Regions from separate parts of the Mus musculus genome. Here region 2 is linked to region 1. A link is a loop called in an ENCODE intact Hi-C map of the cell type or tissue named here. Cell type or tissue: left cerebral cortex. All regions are shown on one strand. Each heading gives the region's core, and the rest is flanking DNA. Links, peaks and the distances in the headings are about the cores only.

The links. Hi-C counts contacts between places; a loop is a spot of excess contacts. Peaks named below come from ENCODE experiments on the same cell type or tissue, not always from the same donor. Only the 100,000 strongest peaks of a DNase experiment are listed, where the experiment ranks them.
Region 2: it touches region 1 in a loop (3-fold over the local background); 5 of 42 quality-filtered maps call a loop at or near these places.

The regions. Positions count from the first base shown.
Region 1 is chr8:105,822,600-105,832,515 of GRCm38, reverse strand. It overlaps Ranbp10 (RAN binding protein 10), which reads left to right and starts at 5,308. Exons shown (of 14, transcript NM_145824.5): 1 at 5,308-5,566; 2 at 6,327-6,438. The coding sequence starts at 5,332. Tsnaxip1 (translin-associated factor X (Tsnax) interacting protein 1) reads right to left here and starts at 4,772. Exons shown (of 16, transcript NM_024445.4): 1 at 4,689-4,772. The coding sequence starts at 4,729. In left cerebral cortex, for the core only: a CTCF peak has its summit at 4,940; DNase peaks (open chromatin) are centred at 4,833 and 5,180; H3K4me3 peaks cover 2,245 bases; H3K27ac peaks cover 875 bases.
Region 2 is chr8:105,752,914-105,762,829 of GRCm38, reverse strand. Gfod2 (glucose-fructose oxidoreductase domain containing 2) reads left to right here and starts at 4,223. Exons shown (of 3, transcript NM_027469.5): 1 at 4,223-4,376. In left cerebral cortex, for the core only: no CTCF peak of the experiment used is centred there; DNase peaks (open chromatin) are centred at 4,148 and 4,617; H3K4me3 peaks cover 1,931 bases; H3K27ac peaks cover 821 bases.

The DNA of each region.
Region 1 (9,916 bases), core at 2,273-7,272:
TGTGACCCAAATGGAAGAAACAAAAGAGGTAATTCAGTGACCTGTGGGGCAAGGGTATGCTGTTATTGATAGACTTGTGTACATGTGTGGTCATTGGTATTGCTTGCTAGTGACTTTAAGTATGTTGCTGTACCTCAGTTTCTTTGCTTATAAAAAAAAGTGAAAAAAAAGTGAAGCCGGGCGGTGGTGGCACACGCCTTTAATCCCAGCACTTGGGAGGCAGAGGCAGGCGGATTTCTGGATTCAAGGCCAGCATGGTCTACAAAGTGAGTGTCAGGACAGCCAGGGCTACACAGAGAAACCCTGTCTCGAAAAACCAAAATAAAAAGAGACTAAGGCTGGCAAGATGGCTCAGCAGGTAAGAGCACTGACTGCTCTTCCAAAGGTCCTGAGTTCAACAACAACATGGTGTCTCACAGCCACCTGTTATGAGATCTGATGCCCTATTCTGGTGTGTCTGAAGACAGCTACAGTGTACTTATTTAAAATAATAAAACTTTTTTTTTTTTTTTTTGGTTTTTCGAGACAGGGGTTTCTCTGTGTAGCCTTGGCTGTCCTGGAACTCACTTTGTAGACCAGGCTGGCCTCGAACTGAGAAATTCACCTGCCTCTGCCTCCCGAGTGCTGGGATTAAAGGCGTGAGCCACCATGCCCAGCTTAAATAAATCTTTCAAAGAAAAAAAAGTGAGACTAGAGCCAGGTGCTAGTGGCACACGCCTTTAATCCCAGCACTCTGGATGCAGAGGCAGGTAGATCTCTGAGTTCTAGGCCAGCTTGGTCTACAGAGAGAATTCCAGGACAACCAGAGCTACAAGGAGAAACCTTGTTTCCAAAAACCTAAAGAAAATAAAAAACAAATAAAAAGTAAGACTAGTATTACTCAAACATGTGAACCCAGTTGGGACACTCTGTTCTGCAGAATTCCTCAGGCCCCTCAAATGGGGCAGTGAGACCCCAAACCCTAGTCTTCTAGTGCCACTTAACATCGCACAAACGTGGACAAGCAACTTATAGAGAAGGACAGGTGTCACCTGACGTGTATGTGTTTGTGACTGTCATGGACTAGTAGTCCTGTAATCCTGGCTGCGTAGGAGGCTGAGGTAGGAGGATTGCAAGTTTCAGGCCACCCTGGGTACCTTGCTAACATCTTCTGTTGATAGAAGGCAGAAAGGGAGTTGGGCTAGGTGCAAACCTTAAATCCCAGCACTTGGGAGTCAGAGACAGGTATATTTTTCTTTGTGGCCAGCATGCTGCACATAGTGAGTTCCAAGCCAAATGGGTACACAGTGAACTCCTCTCTCAAATCAAACAAACTAGAGGAGCTGGGCATATACCTCAATGGCAGAGGACTTGCCTAATAGGCATGCGATTCAGGTTGGGTCTCCAATACTGATTGTTGTTGTTGTTGTTGTTGTTTTTAAAAGTCACATATTGGAGAGCAACAAGATGTAGTACTTAACCTGCTCATTGGGTTCTTAATACTCTTTTCTCAAGATCAGTCACTATTACTGTTTCAAAAAAAAATCATTCATTTATTTAACTTGATTTTGACATGGTTCTCACTAAGTATCCTAGTCTACCTTGAAAATCAGAGACCGGGTTAACCTGGTATCCATCTCCCTCCCTTTGCTTTCTGAGCACTGGAATTACCAGCAGAAACAGCTATGCCTCAATGCCTGGAAGTCAGTCTTCCGCTATCAGCCTTCAGATGAAGAAGTAGAACTCTCAGCTCGGCCTGTACCATACCTTCCATGATGCTGCCATGCTCCCACCTTGATAATGGATTGAACCTTTGAACCTGTAGGCCAGCCCCAAATATATGTTGTACTTTATAAGAGTTGCCTTAGAAAAGGCTCCTGCCAATGTGAAGATAGATGGATTGCTGTGACACACCTACCTACACACTATTTGCAGATAATCAGTGTCCTATGCTGTTTTTACAAATAAACTTGAAGCAAGAAAAAAAACTTGCCTTGGTCATGGTGTCTGTTCACAGCAGTAAAACCCTAAAACAGGTACTTATTGGTTTATTTTTAATTTCTAACTACTTTTCTTTTAACGATTTATTTATTTTATGTATGTGAGCACACAGTCACTGTCTTTTGACACACCAGAAGAGGGCATCAGATGCCCATTACCATGTGGTTGCTAGGAATTGAACTTAAGACCTTTGGAAGAACAGTCAGCGTTCTTAACCGCTGAGCCATCTCCCTAGCCCCTAACTACTTTTCTCATTTAAAATTTTATTTTTATTATTTTATTTGTATGAGTATTTCCCCAGGAGGGCAGAAGAGAACATTGCATCTCTTGGAACCGAAGTTGAGAGAGTTGTGGGTGTTGGGAATCTCACTCAGATTTTCTAGAAGAGCAGCCAGGCAGTGCTCTTAATCACTGAGCCATCTCTCTAGACTCTAATATTTTATTTATTTATTTATTTATTTATTTATTGTTTTTCGAGACAGGGTTTCTCTTTGTATCCCTGACTGGAACTCACTCTGTCTGTAGACCAGGCTGGCCTTGAACTCAGAAATCCACCTGCCTCTGCCTCCCTAGTGCTGGGATCAAAGGCATGCGCCACCACTGCCTGGCTTAATTTTTTGTTATCTGTGTGTGTACATGAGTGCAGGTGTCCACAGACACAAGAGATGTCAGATCTCCCTGTAGCTGGAATTACAGGTGGTTGTGAACCACCTGATGTGGACACTGGGAGTCAAACTCAGGTCTTCTGAAAGAGCTTACCTGCTGAGTCATCTCTGCAGCCTCCTCAAGCCCCAAGTTTTCTTTTTCCTCTCTTTCTTCCTTCTTTTCTTTCTGTGAGTATTAATGTGTGAGCCATAGGGTCCAGGGGAGATTAAAGGACAACTTGTTGGTATGACTTTTGTCCTTCTACCATGTGGGATCTGGGGATCAGATTAAGGGAACCAGGCAATCCTTAACCTGCTGACTTATCTCTCAGGCGTGTGTGTGTGTGTGTGTGTGTGTGTGTATGTGTGTGTGTTCAAGACATGTTTCTCTATGAGACCAAGCCGGCCTTGAATTCAGAGATTCTCGTGCCCCTGCCTTCCAAGTGCCATGTGCCACTACTGCCCATCTAGGCTCCCATTTTTATTTATTTATTTATTTATTTAAACATTTATTTTATGAGTACACTGTAGCTGTCTTCAGACACACCAGAAGAGGGCATCAGATCTCATGACAGATGGTTGTGAACCACCATGGGGTTGCTGGGAATTGAACTCAGGACCTCTGGAAGAGCAGTCAGTGCTCTTAACCACTGAGCCATCTCTCCAGCCCCCTTGACTCCTTTTTTTTTTTTTTTTTTTTTTTTGGTTTTTCAAGAGAGGGTTTCTCTGTATAGTCCTGGCTGTCTTGGAACTCACTCTGTAACTCTGTAGACCAGGCTGGCCTCGAACTCAGAAATCTGCCTGCCTCTGCCTCCCAAGTGCTGGGTTCAAAGGCGTGCGCCATCACCACACAACCTAGACTCCTATTTTTTAAAAAGTGATTTAACACCAAACCTCAAGGAGGAATGCAAAATATTTACATTTATATCTCAATGGTGGTGAAAACTCGGTGTTATAAATGGCTGCAGGCAATGTGTGCTCAGGAGAATTTCCTAGTATTGAATGACCTTCACAGACAACCCATTAAAGTAGCAAGCAGGGATATGAGAACAAAGGGAGAAAAGCCCATACATAGGAGGAGAAACATTCTCCAAGGAAATATAAAACTCTAAGGTCTCTTTTATCAGGTTCTGCTTACATTCTACTGTGCTAAGCTCTGATCTGTCCATCTTGTTGACCCTCTCTAACGTCTGAGGGAGAAAACCCACACTGCATCTCTATAAGGGAAACAGTGTGTCACTACATGAACTGTGAATTAATATGTCACATAACCATCAAACTCAGCTTATAAAAACTACATTGTGCTCCCTTCCTAATGAATGAAGATTCTGAGTCTGTTTCATATTCTGTGTGTTGCTGGGGATCAAACCAGGTCCTGGCATGTTCTAGCTACAGCCCCAGCCCTATTACATATTTTTTCATAGACAGTAATTTTCCTGGATTATGCCTTTGATGGGAAACAGTTGTCTCTTTCAACCTGCTGCTGCCTGTTTCTCGGAGACTTTTTTTTTCCTTCAGGGACAATCATAACATTGGTATTTTCTGTCCTTGGAACCTCTGTAGGCTTATTATTATTATTTTAATTCATTTATTTTAAGATGGGTCTCTCCATATAGCCCTGACTGTCCTGCAACTCTCACTGTTCAACAGGCTGTCCTTTTGTAGCCTTTTTCTACCAAGGCAGCAGACCTTGAAAGATTAGAGTTGAGAATGAAATCACCTCTCTCGCCCTTCTTCCACTACTGGGAATGAGCAGGTGGGAAACTGAATGCTTCTTATAAACAGGAGTTGTGAGAATTTCACATATAATTATAATAAGGCACTTCGTTTTTTAGTGTCTAGCTAAGATCATCTATCTACGATAAAGTACACCTGCACTTTTGGCAGCTTGTAACGTTCTTACTGGACTGACGAGTCAGCCCCAATTCTATTACAACTGTATCGCTGATTCTGCGGCGCTGAAGTCCTACCCAAAGAACAGACAGTGCAGCGATCGGAATCAGTGTCATTTTTCTTTTTGGAAATATTCAAGTCTTCCCCGCCCTCAGCCCGGCCAGGTGCTACCTTGGCTTGGAGAAACTTTTACGCTCCTGTAGGTTGGCCATGACTTTGGAGCAGATGCAGGATTGAGCCGTTGCGGTAGTGTACAGTCCGTTGCCATAGGGACCAGACCCCAGCAGCCTCTGCGTTGAGGGCGGGCTCACAGTTGAGCCACGCCTCCAGCCCCCGCCCCCGTGAGCACTCTGGAGAAAGGCCAAGCAGTAAAAGTAGACCTGGAGCTGGGGATGGGGTATTCTGAGAACCAGTCAATACAGCAAATTTGATATTAGCTACAGAACTGAGGCAGAAGAATAAAGTGAGACCGTGGACGAGGAAGGCGAGCTTCGAGGTCTGGCCACTTGGCCAGTCGGGAATGGTAGTTCTCAGTGGTTCGGAGTCTTCGTTGTACTGGCTTGTGAGTGAGCAGTGATGTACTACATCTTCCGAAGTTCTCCAGGAACCCTCGTTGGCCGGCTTCTACAGCGCTATGCATTGTGGGATATGTAGTCTAAATCTGGCGAAGTATAGTAGTGTCCAGAGAAAGGTTGCCGGGACTCGGACTCAGTTTCCCTACGACCCTGGGATGCTCACGGCCCATTGGCTGAGCAAGGCAAATCTGGTTGCACTCCTCCCCGCCCCCAGTGACACAATAGCAGCTCCCTCCAAGATGGCGGCGGCGACGGCAGACCCGGGAGCTGGGAACCCGCAGGCTGGGGACTCCTCCGGTGGGGACTCCGGGGGCGGGCTACCGTCACCTGGAGAGCAGGAACTGAGTCGGCGCCTGCAGCGCTTGTACCCTGCGGTTAATCAGCACGAGACGCCGCTGCCGCGCTCCTGGAGCCCCAAGGACAAGTACAACTACATCGGCCTCTCCCAGGGAAACCTCCGTGTCCATTACAAAGGTATCAGCGGGTCTGGCCGCTGGGAGACAAGTTTACTGCGTCTGCAGGGAGGCTGTGCCCATTTTCCCTTTCTTTGCCCGGGTTTTCTGAGAGTTGGGCCTTAGCCCAGCGGAACGTCCAGAGTAGAGGGGTTGGTCAGGCCGGGGTTTACCCTGCTTCCTTTGCTCTGTTCCTAAATATTAGACTCAGAGACAACTGCATTAAATGTCCAAAACTAGACAGGACCTTCCACTTCAGGGCCACCCTTCTTTCCTGAGCTGGCTCCAATTTATGCTAGGCCCTTTACCACGGCTTAGTTTCAGTCTTTTTTTTGCAAAAAGAGGTGGTAACATTGCCACAGTAAGTGCATGGGCTGCCTGGCTGCCAGTCATCCCGGGACTGGGCTAGGCGCTGTGTGCTAAAGTTGTTGTTGGTGACTTCCATTTTTGCCACTTCCTTCCCCTGGGCTCCAGGCTGGGCTGTTTGGATTCTGGAGAGACGGACAACAGTATTCAGTGTCTCTCACACACTTCTGTTGCCTGTATCTACCTTGTTTTGTTTGTTGTGGAGGACAATATCTCTGTCAGGACTGTTGGTCTGGGGTGGAGATGATCTAAAGGCGGGAGGCTTAAGTGTTTACTCAGTTGTCTTATTATTCCTCAGAGAGTACAAGAACTTCTTCTGGCCAGGGAGGGTTGAATTTACCATGGCGTAGAGAAAAAGGAGGCCTTCATTTGCGTTTTTCTGGTGTTGACATTCCTTCCTTGGCTTCTTACATCAGGTCATGGCAAAAATCACAAAGATGCAGCCTCTGTACGTGCCACCCACCCCATCCCAGCAGCCTGTGGTATTTACTATTTTGAAGTAAAGATTGTCAGCAAAGGAAGAGATGGGTAAGCCTACTTAACTATCCCTTTCCCTCCTCAACATAGGACTGATGTTCCCCGTTGTCAGTGTTTGAAGCTCCTGAACTAGTATCAGGGACTGATATTAGCCTGCTGACCTACTTGGATCCGGGCTACCACTCCTCTGACTAGAGACACGATCTGGTCTGAACAGTGAGTGGGCTTTGAGAGCAGTGGGCACATTATAGGTGGAGCGGAGGGCACTTTTTTTTGTATTGTAATTAGATAGTCATAGATCGGGGTTGTAAGTAACAAGGTTACATTAACAATTCAAAGGGCAAGTGGGGTTTCCCCTGCTAGCATGTGGTGTTTGTGACTTCCCTTGTTTTCGAGGTTGAGGTTCCTTTTTATGGCACTGAGACAAGGAGAGGCATCAGGAAGCTTCAAAGGGACAGCAGAGTCTGCGCAGCTCTCTTCAAAGCTGTGGCAGCCACTGTCATCTGGATAAACAGTGTTCACACAGTCAAAGTCAGGTGACCTTGCTGCTCATAAACTTGTTTTTCAGTCCAAGGACTTGAACACCAGTTGGACCAGCTTTAGGAAGGTCTTATTAAAGTCAGCATTAGGGAGACTCCCTATTTTAGGGTGACCTAAGCAGACACAAGGTATCAGAGGGGACATTTGTCCTTCTCTTCCTTATTCCTCCAGTCTCCTTAATCCATCTAGTAATTGTCACAAAGCAGATGTCCCAAGCTACTCCAGAATGTGACTGTAACTATTTTGGGACAAGCTTTCTTTTTTTCCCTTCTTTTTTTTTTCCTCTCTTTCTCTTTCTCTCTCTCTCTCTCTCTCTCTCTCCCTTCCTTCCTTCCTTCCTTCCTTCCTCTCTCTCTCTCTCTCTCTCTCTCTCTCTCTCTTTCTTTCTTTCTTTCTTTCTTTCTTTCGTGGGGTTTCTCTGTGTAGCCCTGACTGTTCCGGAGCTTGCTCCATAGACCAGGCTGGTCTTGAACTCAGAGAGATCTACCTGCCTCTACTTCTGCCTCCTGAATGCTGGGATTAAAGGTGTGTGCGATCAGCACTACCATCACCCAGCTAAGGGATAGGTTTTCTTAGGTCTATTATGGGAGGATTGCAAATCCTACCAGTGGCATTCATGTGGACCTGAGTGTGTGTTTTTAAGCTTTTAGATAACTTTTGTCTCCTAACAACTGTCTCACTTATGTTGTGTGCAAAATGCCAGGTTTAGACGCTGAGCCTGAACTGAGCATGGTGTTGCAAGGCTGTAATCCCAGCACAAGTAGGGTGGGGTGGGGAGAAAGCAGGCAGATCTCTGTAGAGGCCAGCCTGGTCTACAAAGTGAGTTCCAGGACAGCCAGGATTATTTCATTAGACCCTGTCTCAAAACAAAATAAAAAAACAAAAAGGCTGAGTCTGGGCAGAACTGTTGGGATCGGAGCCTTGAATGTTTTCTTAGTGACTTTGTGACATCCTGGCCTTGGAGGGGCCTCGGACTTGAGTACATCTTGGGGCTTGAGTCTCATCACAGTCATTCTGGGATCTAAACTGCCTTTAGCCTTAACATTCAGTGACTTTAGAATTTTAATCAAGGGAATCTGTCGCATCTTTAACTTTCATTCCCATCTGCTTCATTTGCAGATAGAAAACTTACATTTGCTGGAAGACTTAAGATTAATATTTCTCTCTACCATCAGATAAAACATATTTAAATGTTTAAGTCAGTATCAATGAGAATGACCTCTTAAAACAAACACCTTAGGCTGGGCGTGGTGGCGCACGCCTTTAATCCCAGCACTCGGGAGGCAGAGGCAGGCGGATTTCTGAGTTTGAGTCCAGCCTGGTCTACAAAGTGAGTTCCAGGACAGCCAGGACAATACAGAGAAACCCTGTCTCGAAAAACCAAAAAAAAAAAAAAACCCACCTTGCCGGGCGTGGTGGCGCATGCCTTTAATCCCAGCAGAAGCAGGCTGATTTCTGAGTTTGAGGCCAGCCTAGTCTACAAAGTGAGCTCCAGGACAGCCAGGGCTATACAGAGAAACCCTGTCTTAAAAAACCAAAAACCAAAAAACAAAAAAACCCAAAAAAACTCCAAACACCTCAAAAATAGTTACAGTGTTGACTAAGATGTGGTGTTGGACTCAGATATTGCCAGGGAGACTGATGGGTGTACTTCTTAAGCTTGTAGGGAGGAAAATGGATCTTTTCTTTGTGGCCTTTTTTCACAGATAAGGGCTGAGCCAGTGAGAGACAAGAGCAGGTTTTCAGAAGGGGAATATTTAAACGTAGAGATCTGGATTCCTTCAGCTGCCCTTTTAGATGTCAGTGGCTCTTACTGAAGAAAGCTGTGTTAGAGTGTGTAAGCTGTGTTAGAGCGTGTAAGCTGTGTTAGAGCGTGTAAGCTGTGTTAGAGCGTGTAAGCTGTGTTAGACTCTAAGCTATGTTAGAGTGTGTAAGCTGTGTTAGACTGTAAGCCTTGTTAGAGCCTGTAAGCTGTGTTAGAGTGTAAGCTGTGTTAGAGTGTGTAAGCTGTGTTAGAGTGTAAGCTGTGTTAGAGCGTGTAAGAGTGTTGTGTTGCTTACACTGTGATGCACACCTTTAATCTCCAACAATGGAGGCTGAGGGAGACAGGCTGACCTCCATGGCAAATCCCAGACCAGCCAGGGCTACATAATGAGATCCTGTCTCAACAAAATGAAGAGTGTTTTTCCCAGCCTTTGCTTTCCTTTTTAAATAACAAAGTTCCATGTATTCCAGGCTGGCTTCTAATTTGTTATGACGAACGATGACCTAGAACTCATGATCCTCCAGCCTTTACTTCCCCAGTGCTAGGATAACAGACATATGCTACTCTACCTGATGTAGACGGTGCTGGGAATCATACCCTGAGCTGCTTAGACAGGAGGCAGGTACTCTACCAACCAGCCACATTCCCGGGACCTATTCTTGGTGTTTTTACATATGTTGAATACACTTGTTGAGTTGATCTGGAAGGCTTAAATTTATAAAATCATGTGTGATATGTGTGTGTGTGTGTGTGTGTCTGTGTCTGTAGTGGCTTGCTTCAGTTGACAGACAACTAAAGCAGTAAGATAGGGGTGGGTATATAACTCCCCAAGGCTACTTTCTGGAATCCCTGAAAGGCTTTTTGTGGTTGAGATAAAACTAGTTATTGGTATGAGCCACATAGTATAGGTCAGGTTTTTCTTTTTCTTTTTCTTTTCTTTTTTTTTTTGTTTGTTTTTTGTTTTTTTTTTTCAGGACAGGGTTTCTTTGTGTAGCCCTGGCTGTGTACAGAACTCCATTTCAGGTTTGGCTTTTGAGGAGGCCAACAGGGAGACAGTGCCTCTCCATTGATGTTGGAAGTATATTTCTTTTTTTTTTTGTTTTTTGTTTTTTGTTTTTTTTTTTTTTTTGGTTTTTTGAGACTGGGTTTCTCTGTATAGCCCTGGCTGTCCTGAAATTCACTCTGTAGACCAGGCTAGCCTTGAACTCAGAAATCCGCCTGCCT
Region 2 (9,916 bases), core at 1,562-6,561, 69 kb after region 1:
CTTCTCAGCATTTTCCTTTTTTGTCCATTGGGTTCTTTTTGTGTATAGTTTAGGCATTGGAACAATTTGGTTTGGGCAGGGTGATCAAGATCTGAAGATGCCCCATTGGTTCTAGGGTTGCCTTATGAGTGACTAAGTCTGCTGCTCTGTTCCCTTTTGATGCCCTTCGCAATGGACAATGGGTATCTCTTTTGGCAGCTGTATGGCCTCTAATGGGGACAAGATTTCTGGCAAAGGTGAGGACCCACCCCATCCCCTTTAAAGCATGTCATGGACATGAGCTGTGGCAAATCCATACCAAATATCTGTATATACAGTGCTAGATTTACCTTTCTTCCAGCAAAGTGCCTGGGTTAATGCCAGAAGCTCAGCTCTTTTTTTCCCCCTCAGCTACGGGGCTGTACCCACACTATACTATCCAGGGTGACAACTGTGGCCCCAGGATACCTGATTCCATCTTAAACAAAACTGATCCCATTAGTGTCCAGTATCTCTTCTACTTCTGTTAGGTCATGTCTGAAGGGTTGGACCATATCAGTCCATTCTAGGCAGTTGTGGAGAGGCTCTTTTGAGGTTACTGTCTGACAGGAGGATTGCTGAATTGATGGCTACAGTTGTACAGCATCATTTACAGGGCTGGTCTAGGAAAGGTGCTTGATAATGACTCTTTTGGATTTGGACGTCCATCTCGCTGAGGCCTCCAGAATGTTGTGAATGTTCTTCCCAAGAAAACACACAGACTTCCTTCTGTTTGTTTAAACCTTATTTTATGTGTATTGGTGTGTGCCTGCATGTATATCTAGGTAACATGTGCACCTGATGCCCTTGAAGATCAGAAAAGAGTGTCAGATCCCCTGGAATTGGAATTCTGCGTAGAACCCAGGGTCCTCTAGAAGAGCAGTCAGTGCTGTTAACCACTAAGCTGTCTCCCAGCCCAACACACAGAAGCTGTGAGAACTGAATAGAAAGTCTGTAGTGCTGGCCTGCACCTGCATGGGAAGCTTGCCTGCATCATGCAGCTCCAGGATCACTTTTTTTTTTTTTTTTTGCCTTTTATGTACAAAAACCACATCCTAATTGAAACACCTTGATTAGCGAGAACAATCAGTAAAAAGCAAAACTACAGAAGACAAAAAACAAGATTAGTAAGCCAAAACAAACAAACAAACAAACAAACAAACAAGATTAGTATATTTAAGGACTTTCCCAGATCCTGGAATTGTGGACTAGGTCTTAGATGAATTATTAGGTCTTTGTTTCCATTTTGGCAGGTGTTGGGGTACGTGTACTGGGTTCTAAGGTTAAAATGGTGTCTCTAACATGGCTTCAGTTGGACTAAGGTCAGGGCCTGTCACAGTGTATGGACCATTCCGTAGGCAAAGGACCCTGGGCTGTCTAAGACTGAGTGATCAGGCTGAGCAGCGGCATGCGTTCATTCCTTCTTGGTTTTGTCTTCTTTTTGTTTTTATGTGTATGTTTTGCTTGCACACATGTCTGTACACCACCGGTATGTCCTGTTCTCTTGGAGGTCTTCAAGTCTCTGGTACTCAAGTTATGCATAATTATGAGGTTTCATATGGGTGTTGGGAACTGAACTCAGGTCCTTTGCAAAAACAGCAAATGCTCTTAACTGCTGAACTACTTCTCCAGCCCCTTTATCCCTGTTCTTGATGTAATATGACTAGCTACTTCAAGCTTCTCTCCTACCTTAACTTTCCCATAATAATGAACTGCAGCTCAGGATCATGAGCCAAATAAACTTCCTCCCTTAAGTTGTTTTTGTTGGGGTATTTTATCACACCAACAGTAAAAGAAACCAAGACACCTCACACACACAAATCCCTTGGTTTGATCCCTATCAAAAAAAGGAAAATGTTATTGATTTTCTGGGCTTTCTTCCCAGCCTTAAAAGGTAAGGTCAATGTTTCTATTCATTGGAACTAGGGGATGATAGCACGAATAAGTAGTGTTAAGCAAACAGGGCCACAAGTACTTCCATGAGTCTTGTATGACTGGGTCTCCTGAATCCTCAAAACCAGGGCTTTGTGCAGAAAATGGATACAGTAAATTATGCTGATGTCAACCATGAGGTAAGACTACAAAGATAAAGGTGCTAACTAGGGTGTGACTCGTAGCCCACAGGGAAAAATGAGGGTTAGAAGTACTCAGGAGAAAAATGTTGGCACAATATGGGTAATTGGTGAATAAACAAGCTTTGATTAGAACAACTATGATGGTTAATAATGTTACAAGAAAAGCTGGTCAGTGGTGGCACACGCCTTTAATCCCAGTACTTGGGAGGCAGAGGCAGGCAGATTTCTGAGTTTGAGGCCAGCCTGGGCTACAAAGTGAGTGCCAAGACAGCCAAGGCTACACAGAGAAACTCTGTCTCAAAAAAAAAAAAAATAAAATAAAATAAAATAAAAAATGTTACAAAAAGAAAAAGGAAGCAGGTGGTGGCTAAGTTACTGGAGGTAGGTTTACTGAAGGTGATATGTTCTTAGAAAAGGTTTGCTTTTATTTTTGTTTTGTTTGGTTTTGTTTTTTTTTGTTTTTGATAGGGTTTCTCTGTGTAGCCCTGGCTGTCCTGGAACTCACTCTGTAGACAAGGCTGGCCTCGAACTCAGAAATTCACCTGCCGCTGCCTCCCAAGTGCTGGGATTAAAGGTGTGCGCCACCACCCACCACCGCCCAGCCAGCTACAATTCTTAAGGAAGAGTTAATGAGGAAGAAATGGGAAATCAGATAAGTAACTTTTGGTAGACACAACTGGAGTTGTATGCAAATGACGTCTACTGGGTAGAGGCCAAGGATACTGTTAAGCATCCTATAGCAAAAGGCTCTAGCCAACAAAAAACTATCATGCTTCAAATGACAGTAGTATCCCTACTGAAAAACCTTGATCTAAGAATTACCATGGTCAAGAAATAAAAAAAAGTACATCCAATTTTTAAAAAAGATATTTTTATTTATACAAGTACATTGTTGTTGTCTTCAGACACACCAGAAGAGTGTATCAGATCCCATTACAGATGGCTGTGAGCCACCATGTGGTTGCTGGGAACTGAACCCTGGTCTTCTGCAAGAGCAGTCAGTGTTCTTAACCACTGAGCCACCTCTCCAGCCCAGCACATCCACTTTTTATTTTTAACTCTGATCCTTTGTCTCCAATGGACAGGAGACAAAGGCCCATTTGAAGAAGAGGATTCAAAGTTAAGATTTTGTTTCACTCTGGAAGTTGCCAGGGGTAGAGACAAAGTGGTAATGGTGGCAAGTCCTACAACTGATAAAGGGTCACAGAACCCCCTCAGGTCAGCAGGCATAGTCTATCTCTCCAGCTTGCTGTGGGATGAGGACTGGGAGCCTCCCTTTTTGCAACTAAGAAGTAACCAAGAGAGTCTTCCCACACACATACATAAACAAAAAACCAACCCAGTCACATTCTACAGAGCCAATTTCACACTGAAGTCAACCGGCTTCACTGTAAAACTAAGGCTGACCTCATTACAAGATGTATTTCCCTGGGAGAACACAGGCTCCATAAGGAGGTCAGGGGAACTTCAGATTACAGCCTAAAAGAGAAACGACGTTTAAAGAACAACTAAAGAACACCCAGAGAAAGAGACCAGACACCTGAGCAAACACGAAAGCCAATCTTTCCTGTCAAGAAATCTGACCAGGCCCGGCATGGTGGCGCACACCTTTAATCCCAGCACTTGGGAGGCAGAGGAAGAGGCAGAGGCAGGCGGATTTCTGAGTTCGAGGCTAGCCTGGTCTACAAGTGAGTTCCAGGACAGCCAGGGCTATACAGAGAAACACTGTCTCGAAAAAAAAACAAAAAACAAACAAACAAACTAAAAAAAAAAAAAAAAAAAAACGAACAAAAAAGAAATCCGACCAGTTGGAGATACCTGTGCTTCTACATAGGTCGTTGTCGAGACCTTCATTCCAGGAAACACTCTAAAGCATCTATCTACATTCTTGAGGCCGGTTGGCAAATCTGAGAGCGCCCGAAGCTGGAAGCACAGCTACCATCAACACATCTACCACCGAAAACTTGACAGCAATAGGCTCCCTGAAGGTTTCCCAAGCACCACCCCCAAGGCGCGAGCATGCGCAGCTCTTCATCCCGGCCCCGCCTCCCGCGGGTCCACCTCCCATCACTGAGCATGCGCTGTCCTCCTGCCGCCCCGCCCCTCCGTACCAGAGACCCCTGTTCCTTAGAAACCAGGCGGCGTGTTCCCGGTATCGGTGCTTTGGATTCCGGCGCGCGCGCATCCGCACTAGCCTCCCTCAGGGCAGGCGGACGGCCTCGGAAACCCCTCCGGATCCATGGTCTCTCGTGCAGCTCTGGGCGGGCAATGCCAGCATGCCAGGTGAGAGGCAGCCGGCGGCGGGCGAGGGTGAAAGAGGGCATGGCGCGGCCGGGAGCGGGCGCTGGCCCGGCCTCTGCCGCCGCCCGGCTCCGGAGGTTGGAAGCGAGTATACGCGGGGGCCCTGGCTGGAGGAGGGCTGTGCTAAATGCCAGTGTGTGCACGGCATTGAGTACGAGGTCGCTCCGAGGTTCGTTTTCTCCACCTCGGAGATGGGACCTGCTACATTCGGACGCAGAATTTTGGATCCTGTAAGGATCTTGCTTGAACCTAACCCATCCCCATAAAGATGTGAAACCCTAGGCTACCCCGCCCATTGCGGAGCAGATCACCCCATTACCTGAGTGAGGATGGGCGCTTTGTGGATGAGGATTTGTGAGGTGTGGACACTTCAGACAAAGGACTCGTCGCCTTACTAGCTATTGAAAAATGAGATTGCACTTGAGGCAGAAAGTATGTAAGAAACTGGTGTTCAGGTAAAAGCTTGAAAAAGGAACATCCTAGAAGCATTTGATTTACCCTGCCAGCCCTGCCTGAGTGCCTGGTTGGCCATGGCCTGCTTTTGTAGCTCAGGAAACAAACAAACAAACAAACGGATGGACTTGTGGAAACAAAAGATGAGATGAGGTGTTTCTGTCAGGGCTTTATTACAGCCCTGGTGAGGAAAGACATGCCTGGAGAGATGGGCATTGGTGAATGGCCATGAGGACAGTTTGCCTTCCGGACTGCCTCAGAATCTAAAGAACAGGACGGAAATGTAAAGGTATAAAATTGCGTTGGATAGACAGCAAGGAAGTTATCTTACACTTATGTTCCTTGCTCCCAGTGTCCTGCTAAGTAAAGAGTACATGAGAAAGAAATGAAAACCGGCCGCAGCACTAACTTTATGATTTGTGGCCACAAAGACTTTTTTATTTTTTCCCCCCTCGAGACAGGGTTTCTCTGTGTAGCCCGGGCTGTCCTGGAACTCACTCTGTAGACCAGGCTGGCCTCGAACTCAGAAATCCACCTGCCTCTGCCTCCTGAGTGCTGAGATTAAAGGCGTGTGCCACCACTGCCCGCGCACAAAGACTTCTTAATGGAAGACCATTCAGTTGAAAGAAACAGCCCGTATGATATGAAGTGGTAAAGAGAAGATGATTGTCTTTGAGTAGGGGAAGCTAGATTTGTTTGTGATAGGAAACTCACTTCCTCCTGAAAAACTACACCAGAGAACACAAAAGCTGCAGGACACCCATTTTACAGAAATCGAGAAAATTAACTCTTTAGGACTAGAATTGAAAACATGTTTTGGAGCCCAGAAGTGGAGATTTTTGTAGGCAGTTCTTTTGGTAGAATCTATATTTTATAGATAAAAATTCTGTTGTAAGGAATGTACTCTTATTATGTGTTGTCTCACTTTTCCTATAAAATTATTGGTCTGGGTCTAATCCTTTAATTATTCAATTTATTTATTGAGATTTGGCTTCAAACTCGCTGTGTAGCTAAAGATGACCTTGAACTTCTGGCCCTCCTGCCTCTGCCTGCCACGGGCTGAGAGTGTACTACCATGTCTGGTTTTATAAAGCATTGGGAATTGAACCCAGGGCGTTGTGTGTGCCAGGCATGCGCTGTATTAATTGATGTAGATCTGTAGTCTTCCATTAAAAATAGTTTTTTTTACAACTTATTAATTAATTTTGTGTGTATGAATATGGAGGTCGGGGACATCTAGACCTACCATGTGGATCCTGGGGCTAAAACTTGGATGTCAGGCTGGGCAGCGGATACTTTTTACCTGATCAGCCACTTTTGTGGTGTGTGTGTATGTGTGTGTGTGTGTGTGTGTGAGGCTGATAAATGCCTATAATCCTAGCACCCAGGATATGGAAGCAAGAAGATGGCAAGTTCTGGGGCAGTCTTAAAACACAAAGAAGGGGGCCGTGTAGAGAGATGGCGCAGTGGTAAAGAACTCTTGATGCTCTTGCAGAGGAAAGGCTGATTTCCCTGCACTCGTGTGGGGCTTGCCACCCATAAATGTAATTCCAGAGAGTCTGGCATTCTCTTCTGGCCTCCTAAGACACCAGGCCTCCATACAGTAGACACACACACACACACACACACACACACACACACGCAGACAAAACACTTACAACTTAAAATAAATCTAAAATAAAAACTTTAAATAAAATGTACAAAGGCCAGGTGGTAGCGAATGCCTGCAATCCTAGCGTTCAAGAGCCAGAGGCAAGAAGATTCCTGAAAGTTTGAGGCCAGCCCGATCTTTGTGGTAAAAACCAGGAGAAAAAAAAAAGTGCAACCAACACCAATAAAACCCTAGAAAATTCAGATATATGATTTCTGTAGTAATATACATCTCAGAGTGAGGTTTTGTCTTTAAAAAAAAAAAAAAGGGCCGGGCATGGTGGTGCACGCCTTTAATCCCAGCACTCGGGAGGCAGAGGCAGGTGGATCTCTGAGTTCGAGGCCAGCCTGGTATACAAAGTGAGTTCCAGGACAGCCAAGGCTACACAGAGAAACCCTGTCTCGGAAAACCAAAAAAAAAAAAAAAAAAAAAAAAAGAAAAGAAAAGAAAGAAAGAAAGAAAGAACGAACCTGTCTCAGTGAAGACATGTACACATGATTATTTTTTGAGCCAGGATCTCACTTTGTGGCCCAAGTCAGTCTGGAATTTTTTAGCTATCCTCTTTCTCATAGCTAAGTAAGATTTTATTTTATTTTGTTTTGTTTTAAATTTTGCCTGCAGGAGCATGCCTGGTGCCATTGGACACCAAAGAGATTCAGAACCCCTGGAATTGGATTTATGGATAGTTCAGGGAATAACAAATGCTCTCATCTGCTGAGCCATGGCTCCAACCCCAAGTATGAGTTTTTAAAAAAGATCTATTTTGGAAGGCTAGAGAAATGTGGTTAAGTGGTTAGGACGGCTGGCTGCTCTTTGGGAGGACCTAGGTCTGATTCCCAGCACCCACATGGCAGCTCACAACCATTTGTAATATAGTTCTAGGGAATCCAACATCCTCTTCTGGCCTCCATGGGTGCATACACATAGCACAGATGTTCATGTAGAAAAAACACCCATACATATAAAATTTTAAAATTTTGGAGCTAGAGAGTTACAAACCTTGCAAAATAACATTTTTAAAAAACGTGTGTGTGTGTGTGTGTGTGTGTGTGTGTGTGTTTGCCTACATGTATGTGTGCCTGATGCCTGTGGAGGCCAGAAGAGGCTGTCAGATCTCCTAGTCCTGAGGTTATACATGGCTATGAGTTGTTATGTCATTGCTAGGAACCGAACCTAGGTCATTTGCCATAGCAATAAGTATTCTTAACTACCAAGACATTGTTGGGCTATGTACTGCTTAGATGTGGCTGCACTGTGCTTCAGGGCTTGGTGTGCATTTTTTTTCCCTGAGTTCTACAACTTGACACTTTTTTCAGAGCAGTGTGGACTTATAGGTGACTGTCCAGGTGTTTCTAAGTTACCATGACGATGAAACCTTTGACAAATGATTGCTTGGCTCCCACTCTATTTTCAGGGTAAGTGAGGGCAGCTATCAGGCCTGACCTGCAATAAAGTAATCACTAGTGTTTGACAGGTCAACTGCAAGGAACCCGTCCCAGATAAGCCAGTAATGCTCACAGGTGGACTTTCACTGAACTCACACTCTGGCTTTTCTATATGAGAAATAAAAAAGGCATTTGGTGCCATCTGGTAAAGTGAATCTGTGACACAGGGGTGAGTTGTGTATAAAATAGGAGTGAGCCAGGCCTGGCCTTTAATCCCAGTGCTTGGGAAACAGAGGCAGGCGGACATTCCTGAGTTCTAGGATAGCCAGAGCTACATAGTGGGGAGAGAAAGAGGGGGAGGGGGGAGTGAGAGGGGAAAGAAAGAGGGGAAAAAAGAAAAAGAAAACGGGAATCAGGCACCACTCATGGGACATGAGAAATGGCCTTGTTGCCTTTCTAGTGCTTGGAAGTTCACCTGTGCAAACTCATAATGGGGTGGTCCTTAGGTAGAGCCGCAGATGGATCCAGAAAGCATTTAGGAGAAAAATGGCATCAGAGATTTCGGTTTTGAGAATTTGTATGTAGTATAATAAGACTTGGTCTTACACAAAAAGTCAGTTTTTTATTAATTAACTTGAAAGTCAGCCTAGGAGCTGGGGCTTGTGGCTCAATAGTAGAGTTTTCTTCTGCACATGTGTGAAGCCCTACAGTAAAGCAAAGCAGTTTATATTTGAAGGTGAAAAAGCCAAACTTTTAAAGATTTATATGTCATGTCTTATTTTATTTCATTTAATTGTTTTCTTGTGCTGGGCATTGTGCCTAGGGCCTCAGGCATGCAGGCCGAGTGCACTGGTGCTGAAGTGTATGCCCAGCCCCCTTGATTTCTTGTCTATTTTTTTTTTCCATGTGAATAAAAGAACAGAGCGGGTATGTGAGAGGTTATAATCCCAAGTGGAAGGCTGAGGCAAGAGAATTACAAAGTCAATGCTGTAGGGGCTACAGAGTGAGTTCAGAGCCAGCCTGGACTTTAGCAAGACCCAGTATCAAAAATAAAAGTGGAAAAGGTCTGCAATGTAGTAGCTCAGAGACAGAGCTCCTGCCTAGGATGCATATGTCCTGGGTTCAATCCCCAGTACCATTAAAAAAGAAAGAAAAAAAAGACTATCAAAGTTATGAAAGTTGAGCTACTGAGAAAAAAAAGTCAAAGACTTCCCCATACTACTTTTTGAAAGATTTATTTTATTTATTTTATGTATATGAGTACATTGTAGCTGTACAGATGGTTGTGAGCCATCATGTGGCTGCTGGGAATTGAACTCAGGACCTCTGGAAGAATAGTCAGTACTCTTAACCACTGAGCCATCACCCCAGCCCTTTCTTTTGGTTTTTATAACATCCTTGGCTGTTCTGGAACTCACTTTGTAGACCAGTCTGACCTCGAACTCACAGAGAGCGGCCTGCTTCTGCCTTCCGAGCTCGGATTAAAGCTGTGTGTTACCAACCACCCAGCTCAGATCTTATGTTTGGGGTTTTGTCCTTTGGTTGTTTTGTTTTTAGGAATACAGAACATTGTACATACATGCTTTACCTCCGAACTATACCATCCCACCATCTCATTGGTTCTTAGTGGTAGACTGCATTGCAAAGCAGAGTGCTTAGTGGTTTCTGCAGCCCCGTGGTGGCACTTGCTAGGAAAATGCTATCTCTGAGGGGAGCCTGTTTGGGCGTGGCTGAGCCAACGTGTTGGTACAACTAACCTGCTTAGGTATCCTGTGGTTGTCAGAGCGAAGGTGTTAAACATACTCCTTGTTTCTTTTCAGTGTGCATTTATATTCCTGTGTGGAGTGTTCAGGAGACCCAGCTTCTGTTATAGGGGCAGTGGTGTAAATAATTTATTATCTCCCTTGTAGGATGTAACTTTCAAAATAATTTGCTGTATTTAAACATTTAGAGGTGGGGTGTGTGTGTGTGTGTGTGTGTGTGTGTGTGTGTGTGTGAGTGTGAGTGATGTTCCTGTATGGACACACACATGT